Linked DNA regions of Homo sapiens: region 2 is linked to region 1. The links are chromatin contacts, found by Hi-C or POLR2A ChIA-PET in ENCODE. All regions are on one chromosome and are shown on one strand. The core of a region is the stretch at or near the end of the contact, and the rest is flanking DNA. Distances in the headings are between cores, read along the strand shown.

What was found. Hi-C counts contacts between places; a loop is a spot of excess contacts on that map. ChIA-PET counts read pairs that join two places held with the same protein, here RNA polymerase II (POLR2A). Pooled maps may share reads with other maps.
Region 2: a loop to region 1 is called in a pooled map, with 3 times the contacts of the local background. The contact joins the enhancer-like site here to the promoter of RILP in region 1. A Hi-C loop is called at or near these places in 5 of 168 maps with a recorded cell type or tissue (CD8-positive, alpha-beta T cell, Caco-2, PC-9 and 2 more), 13 of 37 single-sample maps with no recorded cell type and 15 of 50 pooled maps. POLR2A ChIA-PET finds 5 or more read pairs at or near these places in 18 of 52 experiments (A549, B cell, CD4-positive, alpha-beta T cell and 14 more).

Annotation. Positions count from the first base shown.
Region 1 is chr17:1,647,297-1,651,115 of GRCh38, forward strand. It overlaps RILP (Rab interacting lysosomal protein), which reads right to left and starts at 2,570. Exons shown (of 8, transcript NM_031430.3): 1 at 2,281-2,570; 2 at 2,116-2,209; 3 at 1,904-2,010; 4 at 1,503-1,748; 5 at 1,054-1,199; 6 at 539-661. The coding sequence starts at 2,508. PRPF8 (pre-mRNA processing factor 8) reads right to left here. Exons shown (of 43, transcript NM_006445.4): 42 at 3,812-3,819; 43 at 3,333-3,660. The coding sequence ends at 3,506. RefSeq lists a silencer at 1,879-2,173 and an enhancer at 3,807-3,819.
Region 2 is chr17:1,553,688-1,557,506 of GRCh38, forward strand. All of the region lies in intron 2 of PITPNA (phosphatidylinositol transfer protein alpha), which reads right to left. Among named protein-coding and RNA genes, the nearest start is that of PITPNA, 7.2 kb to the right of the region's middle. RefSeq lists an enhancer at 2,129-2,198 and a silencer at 2,615-2,815. Within about 2 kb of position 2,089, at least 7 of the 41 ENCODE cell types and tissues checked have a DNase peak (open chromatin) inside an H3K27ac peak, as active enhancers do; they include B cell and GM12878, where a contact is called at or near this core.

The DNA.
Region 1 (3,819 bases), core at 1,320-3,819:
GCCCGGCTAATTTTTGTATTTTTAGTAGAGACGGAGTTTCACCATGTTGGCCACGCTGGTCTCGAACTCCTGACCTCAGGTGATCTACCCACCTTAGCCTCTCAAAGTGCTGGGATTACAGGCGTGAGCCACCGCGCCCTGCCAAGGGTTTATTTTATAGCTTGACACACAGCAGGCCCTGACACAGCCGCGGCTACAGTTTCACCCCCGTAAGAATAAACAGACCCAGCCAAGACAGGAACTTGAAGAATGAATGTGGAGAGGCAGTGTTGTCAGGCAGAATGGATGGCAGGCAAGGCAAGGGGAGTGGTGAGATCCAGGGAGAAGGGCGCAGGCTGGACAGCGGCCATGGGACACAGCCAGAGCAGGTCAGCAGGCCCTAGAAGCGGCCAGGCTAGGGAGGCTCAAGGGGTGACCGGGTTGGGGTGACAGCCTCAGTCTGAGACAATGGGCTCAGAGGGTGACCAGGCTGGGTCATCAGGCTCAGCAGAATGAGGGAGGGAGGCCTGGCTCCGTGGGAATGCAGGCAGGGACCTACCTGCTCTCTGCTTCCTCTGGTGTCCCTAACATCTTGGCCTTGATCTTCTTCCGCTGCTTCCGGACAGCCACCTTCATGGCCTCGAGCAGAAGGCCGGGGACCCGGTGGTCTGTGAGCAGCTCCCTAAAGAAAAGGGGCAGGGAGGGAGAAAGCCCTGGTGATGCCAGCCATGGGGATGCCAGCAGTGGAGATGCCAGCCGCAGTCCTCACTCCTGGTACCTGTGCACGCAGCTCTTCCCTGAACACGGGAAGCGCTCTGCCTTGCTGACACCCTCAGACCTTAAATTAGGTGGCCCCGTGGCCCCCTCCTAGGAGAGATTCCCTGGCTGCTGCAGCTGCAACCCTTTGTACTGTCCCTCTCCCCTGTCTGGATGACATTGCAGGAGGGCAAGGGCTGTACAATTCATGTCCTCCCAGTTCCCAGCGCAGGCCTGGCACATGTCACTGTGGACATGTCAATGACTGGAGAATGAGGTGGGGTGATCGGAGGCCCCCCGGCTTCCCAGCGTCCTCACCGCTGGAAGTAGGCCAGTTCCTCCTTGAGCAGGAACACTTTGGCTTTGAGTTCATTCCGCTCCTGAAGGATCTGCTCAAACTCCTCCCGACTGAAGCGGCACTGCCCTGCCTCCGAGGGGCGCCCGAGCTGCTGCGCGGCCTCCGCCTTTGGAAGGACAGGCACAGTCAGAGGGTCGCCTCGGCTGGCGTTCCCCCGCCCCAGGGCCATCATGGGAATGCTAGAGGAAGTGACGGGCCGGGAGACTTGGGGGACAAGGGTGCCCTAACAGATAACAGAGCAGTGCTCCAGCTGAGAGCGGGGGCCGAGGCCGGCCGGGGGCGCAGATCTGTCTGCCACCTCCCCGCTTCCTGGCCGACCTGCTGTGCAGCATGCAAACCTTGCTTGAGTGCCCACCGAGGGCTGGACGCTGCGTCCTGGGCTGGGTCCTTGCCCTCATACGGCACTCACCGGGTCCTCAGGGTTCCCTGGGGCGCCTGCGCCGGCGGTCGCCCATTCGGGCTCCTGTCCGTGCTGGTGCCCGGGCCGCCCGGCCTGCCCCCGCGCTCGCTCTTTAGCCTGCGGAGTCGCGGCTTCGCCAGGCTGCTGGCGCTCCCTCTCGCGGTCCTGCGCGGCGCGCAGCTGGGTCTGCATGGCCGCCAGCTTGTGCCGCAGCTCAGCGTTCACCAGCAGGAGGCGCTGCAGCTGCTCCTGCAACTGGGAGCGGAGCAAAGGGTGGGGTGGGCGGGGCACCGAGGGCCCCCCGGAGCCCCGCCCAGCGCCTGCCTCGCTCCGCCCCCGCCCCCGGAGCCCCGCCCAGCGCCTGCCACGCTCCGCCCCCGCCCCGCCCCAGAGCCCCGCCCCGCCCTCACCGCCTCGGTCTCCTGGCCGCGCTGCCGCAGGTCGCGGTTGTGCGCCCGGAGTTCGTCCCGCTGTCGGTCCGTGACCTCCTTGAGCTGCCGCAGCAGCGCGCGCTCCTCTGAGGAAGGGGCGTTCTTAGCGGCGGCGGCGCGCGGCCCGCGGGAGGGAGGGGAGGACCCGAGCAGGTCGTCACCCGCCCTGCCCTGGCCGGGGCTGCGCTTACCCTGTGGCCCCGCGCGCAGCTCCCTGCGGAGGCGCTCGTTCTCCTCCCGCAGCCGCCGCAGCTCCTGCTCCGCCGGCTGCGCCGACACCTGCAGCTGGGGAGACCCGGGTCTCAGGCTTCGGCCCTGCCGGCCCCGTGGGTGGCGAAGGGAGGGCCATGACTCACCGAGTCCGGGGCGGGCCCCACGGCAGCCTGTTCCAAGAGCTCCAGCGCCCGCACCACTAGCGGCACCAGCCCGGCCGCCGCCTCCGGCCCGAAACGGCGCGCCAGATCCTGCAGCTCAGTGCCCAGGGCCCCGGCTAGATGGTACACAAGCTCCGCGGCCGATGCCGACCCCGCGGCCTCCCGAGACCCCCAGCCAGGCACCCCGGGCGCCGCCCTCCTGGGCTCCATGTCTCCCAGAGGCTTAGGGCTGCGACCCCCCCACCCCACCCTCCACTGGGACGGGGAAAAGCGAAACAGTTCCGCCCCAGGAAGCCGTTTAGGGCGGTGTGGGCGGGGTAGAAGCGATAAGGGTAGGGAGGAACGAGGAAGGGAGAAGGCGTGGGGTAGGGAGATAGTGCCCTAGGTCGCCTGGGCTCTGTCCTTTCCACCCCCAAGGTCACAGGAAACAAGACAGCCAACTTCCAGCCAGGCGTCCAAGAGCTGAGGTTCAGGGCTGCAAGTGGTCACTTGAGTGGAGCCCTCCCCACAGGCCCAATCCAGGCTCCGCCCGTTTGGAGTCATGGGGCCAACTTGGCAGTGGCCCGCTCCAGGCGAGAGGTGACAGGTAGGCAGCCGGTCTCTGGCCTCCGCCCGGCTGTACACAAACTGCCTGCCTGTGTGCTTGTTTTCCTGACCAGGACTGACACAGAAAGCTTAAAGGGCTGGGCTGGACACCGCAGCCGCTCAGCACAAGCCACAGAGTTCCTAGACCCGGGAAAGGGCAACTGCTCCCAAAACTGTGGAAAGGAGGCGAGAGCTTCCAAGTAGTTTTGTGGAAAAAGCAGCAAATGTGGTCAAGGCAGCGGAGTGTGAAAGCCCAGCCCTGCCTCAGGTCTCCACTGAGTCCAGGGGCTATCTACCCCAAAGCCCTGAATAGGAAGGGGGCCTCATACTCCCCCCTTCACAGCCGAGCCCAGCATCTTGCTGTGAACCGCTCCAGTCCAGCCTCCTGTTAGACCTAAATCCAGAATTTGAGTTTGGGGGGGAAAAAAAAAACAAACCAGCCCCTGAACTCCTATTTATACAAAATTTATTATTATATTTTATTCAGGATGACAAGCCATCAGGAGGTCAACAACACAAGCACAGACAGAGGGAAAGAGGCCAAACTGCTGAATGTCAGCGGCCTGTCTGGAGGGGCTGAGGCTTCGGCCTCGGGAGGCTGAAGCAGGAGGCAGGGAAACGGTCAGGCATACAGGTCCTCCCGATCCGCAGAGTAAACCTCCCCCTCCTGCAGGAGAGCAAAGTTGAGGAAGTGAGAGGGCCTGTGCACCTCGTGGTAGAACTCTTTGGGGTTCGCCAGCTGTAGCTCATATTTCATGTTGGGGTCATGCCGAACACCTTCGGGGAGAAGGAAACAGCCAATGTTAACAGGGCTCCTGCCTCATGCAGCCTGCGCCACCTCCAAGCCAGCCAGGCCCCAAGTGCAAAGGGCGATGGCCTCACCTTATCCCTACTGCTATCCCCACATCCCCAGGCTCCTCCCACTTACCCATGAAG
Region 2 (3,819 bases), core at 839-3,338, 94 kb before region 1:
CTGGATCTCACCCATTTAAATAGATCCTAAGACTTGATTTCTTGTCAAAGAAAGGTGCTCAGCGCTCTGTGAAATCCGCAACCTCTATCGTAAAACTGGCTCATCTACTCGCTTCTTCTCTAGTCTTAGGCCTCTCCTCACCCCGCAAGTAGCTCTTTCAGGCAATGAAACCTCTTGACATTTTCCAGATTCCTGGTGGGGCCAAGCAAGTATTCCTGCTTCCCACATGAGATATTACAGATTCCTGCCCCACAGTCTGTGCCGGCTGGGTGCACCCTCTGTGTTGGCACTTACTACATGGCAAAAACCTAGTTTTCCTTTATTTGGGTCACATGCCACCCTATCAAGTCACCAGTCAACATGATTGGCCTCCTCTGACCCTGTCAGGATGGGCCAATGACCTAGGCAGTGCCCAGACTTAGCCCTTCCGCCTTCTTCTCTGAGAAGCTGTCCAGAGGAGAAAACAAGGTGAAAAGAAAATGAACAGCAACATTTGAGGCAGGAAATTATGTCTACACCAACGGATGTGTCTTTCCTACCGCTGCCGGTGCTAATCAGGCATGGCTGCTTAGGGAGTATGAGAAAAAGGAAAAAAGCTATGGGATTACCCAACATGCTGGGGGGTGGAGGGGGACAAAGGGTTTCCTCGAGCTCTATGCCCAACTCCTGGCACCCCCGGGGGGAAGACAAGGGTGTTTCTCTATTTTTTTTTTTTTTTTTTTTTTTTTTTAGACAGAGATCGCACAGTGGTGCGATCTCAGGTCACTGCAACCTCCGCCTCCTGGGTTCAAGTGATTCTCCTGCCTCCTGCCTCCTGCCTCAGCCTCCGAAGTAGCTGGGATTACAGGGACTGGGTTTTTCTCTCTTTGAGATTAAAACAGAAAGGATGTATCTCTAGGCAACTGCTACTTAAATCACTGCCTCCAACAGCAAGGACAGAGGCAGCTTCCAGAGCTGCTTCGCCTCAAACTTAGAAACCTGCTCTACCAGGCAGCTTCCTAAGCACTGCAGGGAAATTTCTGGGCAAAATCTGGAAAGTGAAGCAGAGGACGAGGACAATTCACTGCTCACCACAAGGCTGAAAGAGCCCTAACTTTCAAAGCAAAATCCCAGAACAAAATGCCATGAAAAGGGGCAGCAATCGAGGCTCAGTGAAATCCATACAGAGGAACATATGGGTGAAAGCCAGTCACCTTGACCTTGCTAATCCTAAGCTGCATCAGTGCTGCCTCAATGCCCCCCTGGAGCCCCAAGCTGTCCCTGTGCCTCTCCAAGTCCACCACCCAGCTAGGCACACATGAAAACCCGTCAGGTGGGTCAGGGCTTGGCTGAGCCAGGGGTGCCTAAGAAGGAGCAGTAACTCCGTTTCAGAGAAGAGCCGTAAGAACATCTAACCACTGACTCAGCAATCCTAAAGGACAGGCTGGGGAGAGGGCCTGGTGGAGGGGGCGAGGTTCCCAGCTAGTGGTACCACTTGGGAAGGGGGACCCCAGGCAGAGACTAATCGCCTTCATTTGGTTTCTCTTCAGCTGCAGGAATCAGAGGGCAGGTTCTAAGAGGATCAGCCTGTTGGCTGGCATCTTCCCCCTTCAATCTCTCTTGATATTCTGATCCTTTAATCCCAATGAGACAAGTGAAGGCAGTTTTGTTAATCTAAAGGGGTAAGCAAGACTGGCCTGCACAAGCTACAAGTGAAGGGCGCTTTTCACGTTAGAGTTCCTTTTGGCACAGCTGCTCTGCCCCCTGGGAAAGCAGCCAGACTCGGATGGGGCAGAGATAGGAGTGGGAGGGTCAGATCATTAAATCAGATTTAAAAAACTCCAACAGGACTGGGAATCTAGCCTCCTCAGACCTGCGATGATGTTCCTTGCTCTTGAGATCTGTTCACCTATCCCAGAGAACTAAGACATTCAACTAAGAAAAACAGACTCCACAACTTTGGCAATCTGGGAGGGGGAGCCCAGTGGGTGGGCCTGAAATACTGACATGAAACACGTCATAAACAACAGTACAGCTTTGGTCCCACCAACATGGCCCTGTCAGGCTGGGTACCAGAGGGGGACTGGTGCCGTGAATCTCTGGAAACAAGAAGTGAAGCAGCCCGGCCGACCTGTGCCAGGAAGCACTGGTGGACACACCCCGTCAAACAGCCAGGGCTTTCTCGCTCTGCTGCACAACGCCCAGACACTCAGGGTTAGACCAAAGGCTCTGGCCACCCAGAAGCTAATTCTGCCCCCAAAATATTGATGCAGGCCATCGGAATGATTACAAAGGCATGACCTTCTCTTTCCCTTTCTTCACTTTCCCCTAAATCAGAAAACTGCAAAGGCCTCAAGTCATGGCCTCCAATTTAGGAAGTGAATCCACCAGTCACAAGATGCTGAGCTGTTCCCATAGAAACTGTTAAGTCAGGATGGGGATGGGGTTACTGACAAAGACTCTGAGAAGGTTGATCATGAATTGTTTCTTCTTCGGCCTTCCCCTCCAAGATTTTTCTAATTCTCTGAAACTAAGTTCCGCTTCGACCCTACCCAGGCCACGTGGTACTTTCTTGTCAATGGTTTCTTGCTGAGAACGGGCTGACCACTGCCAGGCAGACAGGTGAATCCTGATCAGCACTCACTTCCCAAGCTTCTGCTTAGACTTCAGGCTCTGATTACTCAACTCCGCCCCACCACTTCCTCAATGCTGCAGAAAAACCATCACAAGTGAACACCCGCCAACTGTGGATGCTCTCAAGGTGGAAGTTCCCCTTTCCTTCCAGTCTTGGCCCCACCATAAGCCATCAGTGTCTGGCCCTTCAGCCTTACTCCAAGAACAGCCCCAGGTGCTCCAGGACAGGCTGGCCCTCCTTGGTCTGCAGCACTTCTCAGAGACACTCTCGCCCTTCGTTCCATCAAGAAACTCCCTATCAAAGGATCCATTTCACCCCTAATCACCACACTAAGGAAATCCCGAGTTCCTGGGGCACATCTTCCTAACGATCGGGGTGGGATCATCCTGTACAGCAGAGAGGACGTCACTGGACACCTCCCCAAGAGCTGAGTTTGAGGGCAAGGGACGCGCTGGGCTTTCCTGCTTGGCCTTCTGGTTTGGAAAATCATCGCTTGCTATTTTCAATAAAGACAGCACAGGCTGGGTGAAGTGGTTGACATCTGTAATCCCAGCACTCTGGGAGGCTGAGGCAGGAGGACTACTTGAGGCAAGACCAGCGTGGACAACAGAGTGAGACCCTATCTCCACTATTTAAAATAAATATTATAAAATAAAAAAAATAAAGACAGCATGGCCAAAGCAGGTGGGTTAACAAGACCCTTCCAAGCCAACACCTGTCAGCCCAGGCACCTGGTTCTCAGGCCCCAGGTACATCCCCAGTGCCTACAGGGATTAGAGCCATCTACCCAGCCATTCCCTCATTCTCCCTGGTTCCCAGGTTCCCCAGTCTCGTTTCTCTTTTCTGCCCTTCCCAGAACCCCAAGATCACGGTCAAGGCCCACCTCTGGCCCCCTCCCCAGGTCCCCACAGCTCTTATCAGATATGTAGCCCACCCCTGGAGGCAGTCCTCTAAAGGGCCAGTGTCTGCCCACCCCTCTCGGGGGCCAACAAGCCTGGATGTCTGTCTCAACTAAATGTGCTGCAGGCTCTGCTGGCCTGATTTCATTTTTCAAAGGTGCAGTTCATATTGGGAACAGAGTGGAAGTTATCACAGGAGCTTCATGCTGACACTGCAGGAAAGAGAGACGGAGCCCAGTGACTGGAGGCACTATACTGGCTGACGAACCTCACCCAAACTCGAGTTTAACTGGAAGCTGGGGCGGG